Linked DNA regions of Homo sapiens: region 2 is linked to region 1. A link is a loop called in an ENCODE intact Hi-C map of the cell type or tissue named here. Cell type or tissue: B cell. All regions are shown on one strand. Each heading gives the region's core, and the rest is flanking DNA. Links, peaks and the distances in the headings are about the cores only. Region 1 overlaps PPM1D (protein phosphatase, Mg2+/Mn2+ dependent 1D). Region 2 has its middle 10 kb from the start of CA4.

The links. Peaks named below come from ENCODE experiments on the same cell type or tissue, not always from the same donor. Only the 100,000 strongest peaks of a DNase experiment are listed, where the experiment ranks them.
Region 2: a loop joins it to region 1, with 2.8 times the contacts of the local background. A loop is called at or near these places in 4 of 110 quality-filtered maps.

The regions. Positions count from the first base shown.
Region 1 is chr17:60,600,210-60,603,109 of GRCh38, reverse strand. PPM1D (protein phosphatase, Mg2+/Mn2+ dependent 1D) reads right to left here. Exons shown (of 6, transcript NM_003620.4): 1 at 2,224-2,900. The coding sequence starts at 2,695. Among named protein-coding and RNA genes, the nearest start is that of PPM1D, 1.5 kb to the right of the region's middle. RefSeq lists enhancers at 2,798-2,847, 2,008-2,900. In B cell, for the core only: CTCF peaks have their summits at 1,588 and 1,791; DNase peaks (open chromatin) are centred at 999 and 1,779; H3K4me3 peaks cover 2,500 bases; H3K27ac peaks cover 1,118 bases.
Region 2 is chr17:60,138,465-60,141,364 of GRCh38, reverse strand. No RefSeq gene overlaps it. Among named protein-coding and RNA genes, the nearest start is that of CA4, 10 kb to the left of the region's middle. RefSeq lists enhancers at 1-51, 708-1,241, 1,776-2,309. In B cell, for the core only: CTCF peaks have their summits at 1,104 and 1,306; DNase peaks (open chromatin) are centred at 1,394 and 2,073; H3K4me3 peaks cover 730 bases; H3K27me3 peaks cover 2,500 bases.

The DNA.
Region 1 (2,900 bases), core at 272-2,771:
GATGGATATATTTTTGTTTGAGTTTTCCTTGTTGGGGGGGCAGGGTGAGAGAGGCAGAATCCAAGAAAATGGAAATGGAGTATTTCCATGTGTCCTGAAAAAAGGTGAGTAGAGACTAATGTAATGGAAATTCGTGTAACAAATATAATTTACTGGAGAGGCTGAATATGTACAGGAAAGGGGTTGGCCTGCAGATTGCAAACTACAGTTTACTTTACAGAAAATGTGGAGCCATCCAAGAATTTGTGATTGAAAAAAAAATTTAAACCTTCGTTTCCTTTGTCAAGACTCCCAAAATAATTAGCATACTTTTTTTTTTTTTTTTTTTTTCAAGCTTTGAGGACGAAGTCTGAGGTCTAGCTGTGGTACAAAACAAACTTTAACATTTTTCTGGAGTATAAGGCTCTAAACTTTATGCATCATAAGAGTGACAGCTTAATTCGAAAAGTCTGTGTATGTAAAACTAAACCATACATATTTACATTTAACAGCATGGCCCCTGCTTTATTAAAAAATGTTCCTGAAGGTCCGGCAGGGTAGCTCACGCCTGTAATTCCAGCACTTTCGGAGGCCGAGGAGGAAGGATCGCTTGAGCCCAGGATCGCTTGTTGCCCAGCCTGGGCAACAAAGTAAGGCGGCCCACACCCGTCCCCCGCCCCTGCCCGTCTCTTAAAAAAAAAAAAATTTAATACTAATGTAACGGAGTTTATACCTTAAAGATTTTTTATCCTTAAAGTTCAAACATATGGCAAATTCATGTTACTCCAAGTATACTGCAAAATAAACAGCACTCTAAATAGTTCTGTGCCTAGTCTTCCTCTCTTGTGCTGCTGTCGACTTCTCGTTGCCCTGCAGTCAATGATATCACATATTTCTACAATACACTACAGTGCTTTCAGCTCTACGGTGCCTACACAAAAACAAAATAAATCCATAAAGAGGGGCCCCTGGGATGGATGGGAAACGCCTCCAACAAGCCTAGTGGCTGGTTTTTGAGTCAATCAACTAACTCTTGGCAGAAAGCCAAGCAAATGGAAAACAGACTTTGAAACCGGCTAATCTACAACTCTATGACAATACCTTTCTAAAAATGTTCTGTATTTGCTAAATCTAACTCTTTTCTCTATGTCTCTATCCCTCTGCTGAAAATAAAGCAACGTTATTATGCTGCCATAAACAAGGTTTTTTCCCACCACTGGAAGTATTGTCTTCTTTGCTCTAACAAAGATGCATGCCATTTATTCACTGCAATAGATAAGCAATTATAATGCTGTAAGATGATTCTGTAAATGTTGGGCACAGAAATCCTGCCTGCTTTACAAACATTTAAAAAAACTTAGATGAAACTACAACTACACCGAAATTTTTAGACATTTAAGACCTTTATTTCCTTCTAGCATACAGTAATTCCTTGCCTTTTCTTATTTTGATGGGCAGTTACAATTTATAAGTACTTTTTAAACTAGGAACAACCGGTTGGGAACTATCTGAAAGCAATCAGCTAAGGCAATTTCCAAAAAGAAAACCCAAGCAGAATCTAACGCACACCCTTAACACGGGGCCAGTTTTTAAGAGGTAACAACACGTTCCGCGTTTTTAGTTTTCATAAGCAGTACAGGTTTATGATCCTAAAAACATCTCACCATCATTACAACGGAATTCCTTCCAAAACTTTAAGTTGCCGGATGGTTACGTTTCAGCCCTTCTAAATTAGCTTACGCTTTACTCCAGCAACCAACCCCAGCAATCCCGGGTCAATCTGGAGAACTGACACCACCGGTAGGAGGCAACCGAGAGGGATAAGACTTTCAGGAGCAGAATTATGACAGATTCTCTAAGGAAACACTACAGTTTTTCCTTCGCCTGGCCCAGGTGCAACATCGATTTATCTTTTGGCCAAAATCTGGCGCCAGGTTTCAAACACGTTTCCTCTGGTTGCCACCAAAGTGAAGCAGGGAAGGGAGTGGACTGCTTCCCATTGATCCTTGGAGGATGGAAATAAAGCAAGAATAGGCTGCAGGGAGACGGCAATCCTATCTTCCCCAAGGCCGCTTGGTTTGCCCGGACCTCCACCCAGCAAAGCGCTATTACAGCTTTTAGTCACTTCCATCAGTGTATACTTTGGTTGCGCTCTGGGTGCCGGGGGCCCACGCGGGGCTGGTGCCATAAAAGCCCTGAACTGCCTGAAAAAGGGGCGGGCGCCAAACAAGCCAGGGAACTTACCCAGTTTCTTCCACATGGCAAGGTGACAAGCGAGAAAGCCTTTGCGGATGGCAGCGCAAACCTTAGCCGGCTCGGACGAGGTGAAACCCTTCTGCTTCTTGATGAAACCCCACAAGTGCTCCCGGGCAAACTGTGCCGCCTCCCGCCCGCCGTGCCCGTCGCACACGGCGAAAAAGGCCACGGAGGAACGGCGGCGGCAGCAGCGGCTAGGTGCCGGCGAGGCCCCGGCGTCCGGGAGAGGGTCGCGAGCCTCTCGGGCTGCCACCGCTGGGCCTTTCCCCGAGACTTCGCCGCCGGGAAGGGCGGCCGGCGACGGCCGCGGAGGCAACGGCTGAGACAGCGACCGCCGCGGCGAGGGCTTTTCTTCAGCCGTCGGTTCGGGCTCCACAACGATTTGAGTAACGTCCTCCATGTACTTCCTCCCGCCCTGGTCGGAGAAGACGCTCACTCCCAGCGAGTACAGCCCCGCCATGGCCGGCTGGCCGGGATCCCGCCGGTCCCACGCAGCCCGCCGAATCCGGCGGCGGGAGACACACTAGGCGCTCGCCGGCCAACTATTGTTTATCTTCGACGACGCCGAGAAGGGGGAGGGGGCGGACCCGGAGAAGGGGGGGCGCGCGATGTCTGGACTTGTCCGCGAGAGCTGGGCCGGAGCGCCGGAGCGAGCAGAGCCAGGC
Region 2 (2,900 bases), core at 172-2,671, 460 kb after region 1:
CGACGTCCATGGGGGCCCTGCGCGCTGAGCGCGACGTCCAGCCCGAGCGCGGTCCCTAAGCGGGCCAGCCTTGGCCTGGGGCGCCGTCTGAATTGGGCGCTGGCTGCACACTCAGCTGGCCTGGAATGCCCTGGACGGCACCTGCCTGCTTGACTTCTGCCTCTACCATCTGGTCTGGCATTTCGCCCCAGGCTGATGATAAGAAGGTGCCAGGAGGCCCTGGGACACCGCGCAGGAGCACGGCGGGAGCCATACTGGGGCATAGCCCTGGACTGCCTCTCTGAACTGGCCTGCTCTGGGGAAGAGTGCCCTGCTTCTTTGTGCTACGATCATGCTTGACTCACTGGGCAATATTGTCTTGTCTTTCCTTTCTCTTTCTTTTTATGGATATAGTAGCCCTCATTCACTCTAGACCTGTCCTATGAATTGTATGGGGAGGCTGGGCCCTGGGAAGCTTTCCCTCGGCTTTTAGAATCTCAACCCCCTTGTGGTCATCCAAGCTTTCCAAAAAGGAAAGACATTTCTTTTCTTTTTGTTTTTCTTTCTTTTCTTTTTTTTTGACATGGTCTTGCTCTGTTGCCCAGACTGGAGTGCAGTGGTGTGATCATAGCTCACTGAAACTTTCTGGGCTCAGGTGATCCTCCCACCTCAGCCTCCCAAGTAGCTGGGACTACAGGTGCAGTGCCATCACTCCCGACTCATTTTTATGTTTTTTGTGGAGACGGGGCTTCACTATGTTGCCCAGGCTGGTCTCGAGCTCCTCGGCTCGAGCGATCCGCCCGCCCCGGCCTTCCAAAGCGCTGGGATTACAGGCATGAGCCACTGTGCCTGCCCAAGCTTGTGATTTTATATGCTCAGGAGCAAAAATCTGGTCCCGAAGTGGCTGTACCCAGTGTCAAAGAAGGGCATATTCACTTTGTGAAAGATGTGCGGGAGGAATTCCAGGGGTTTTTCTCTCCTGCTTCGCAGGTAGTAGCGTTGGCACAGCTTGGATGGCCACACCGCGGTTGAGATTCTAAAAACCGAGGGAAACCTTCCCGGGGCCCAGACAATTACAGGACAGGTCTGGAGTGAGCGAGGACTATCTCCATAATAAGTGAATTCCTGCCAGTGCCGGGACAGAGCATGGGGTTCGAGCTTCGCCCACCTGTCCCGCACTGCCTGGGACTGAACAAGGCATGGACCTTCGCTGAGCCTCTCAGGCAAGCTCCGACCTCCCCGGTGCTTCCGGGTGAAACCCGCGGTGGTCTAAACAGTTGAGGCAGGCGACGATCCATGAGGGTTGTTGGACCAGTGCGGACGCGTCTTGGAGTTCGGGTCGAATCCTGAGTGGAGGCTGTAGCGCGGACGCGGCTTCCGGTAGGTGGCGGAGGGGCGTGGGGCACTTCAGCACCACGGGGTGGACAGCACCCTGGAAGCAGCTGCGGAAGCCTGCAGCCGAGGTCGCAGCCAGGCTCCCCAGACCCCCGCCTGGTTCCGCGGTCTTTACCCTGGAAGTAGAGGCGGAGGGACAGCCCCAGCGGGACCGAGCTTCGAGACCCGGACCTCACGGCCCACAAGCTGTGCGGAGTTTGGGCCTGCGCTCGGGGGATCTTGTCGAGTTGGGGTCAGGGATGAGGAGGAGGGGGCCGCGGGCGAAGGCTGGCGATTCATCCAGCAGCGCTCAGCAGAAGACCAAACCTTGGTCGCGCCCCTGGAGCCCTCTTTTCCTTGGAATTCCAGTGTAGACACCGTCGCGGGTGCTGGTTGCAAGGGACCCTCAGGTCCCCGCTGGCCCAGACTTGCAGCCTCGTCTAAAACCTCCCGCCCCAGGTTAAAAGGCAAAATAACGGCACCTGGAGGGGCAATGGAGCGCGGACGGGCTGTTCGAGGGCAGCGGGGCAGAACGGTCCCGCTGCGCAGCGCTATGACCGGGACGGAAGCCATGGACCGTTTCTGGGAAGCAGGTAAATGGAATTAAGTAGATTTAAGATTCCAAGGCGTTTTACACGCGGTCCCTTCTGAGCCTCTCAGCAGCCGAGGAAGGTAGGCCCAAGCATCAGCTGTCATCCACGAAGGCTCTCAGAGGGCGGCCGACGCCTCCACGTCACACAGCCGAGGGTCTCTGAAGCCGGGACTCGAATCCAGGGTTCTGCACACCAGATCTGCTGCTAGTCCTCGGCACCTGCTGCCTCGCGGGAGCCCAGTCGCCTGCAGGACAGGGAGTCCCTGCAGCTGCCCCGTTCGCTGTGCCTCCGGGGTCAGTCGTGGGCGCCCCAGTCCAAGCGCGGCCTCGGAACCGAATGGACAAAGACGACGGGGGCTGGAGACGCGTAGGGATGGCTGCGGCAATTACGGCCCTAGGAGGGGGAGCGCACCGCGCATGGGGACCGTGGACAGGCGGGGCCCCCTGATCCAGTCGGAATGAGGCGCGGGGCTCCCGGTTAGCGACTTGCCTATACACAACGCCCCATCTCCTGAGTTCGCTTTCAAGGCCCACCCACTGTTCCACTCATTCAGCGCTGGGCCATTCCACAGGCAGTTCCCCCGAGCCGGCCAGGTTCCACCTTCTGGCTGTTTCAGCTTCCTGAATTTCTTATCCCACCTGCCCGCAACAGCCTTCTGGACCAGCCTGGCGGGACACAAGGCGAGCCCCTGGTACTTAGGAATGTCCACTAGTCAGGGTCTGCACAGTTGCTGCAGCCAGCCAAACACTTTGTTGGGGACGAAGGAGAGGGATCTCTGGTGACTGGGGAGAGCCCAGGTCCAGCTTTTGGGGGCTAGGGAGCTACACTGTGGAGGGAGCCACACCCTGTCCTCTGGGTGACCAGTGAGGACTATACTCACTGTGCACCAACAATGTCAGATATTTCTTTCCTGGACGCCCAGGAAGTTCTCCTCAGACCAGAACTTAGTCCCCG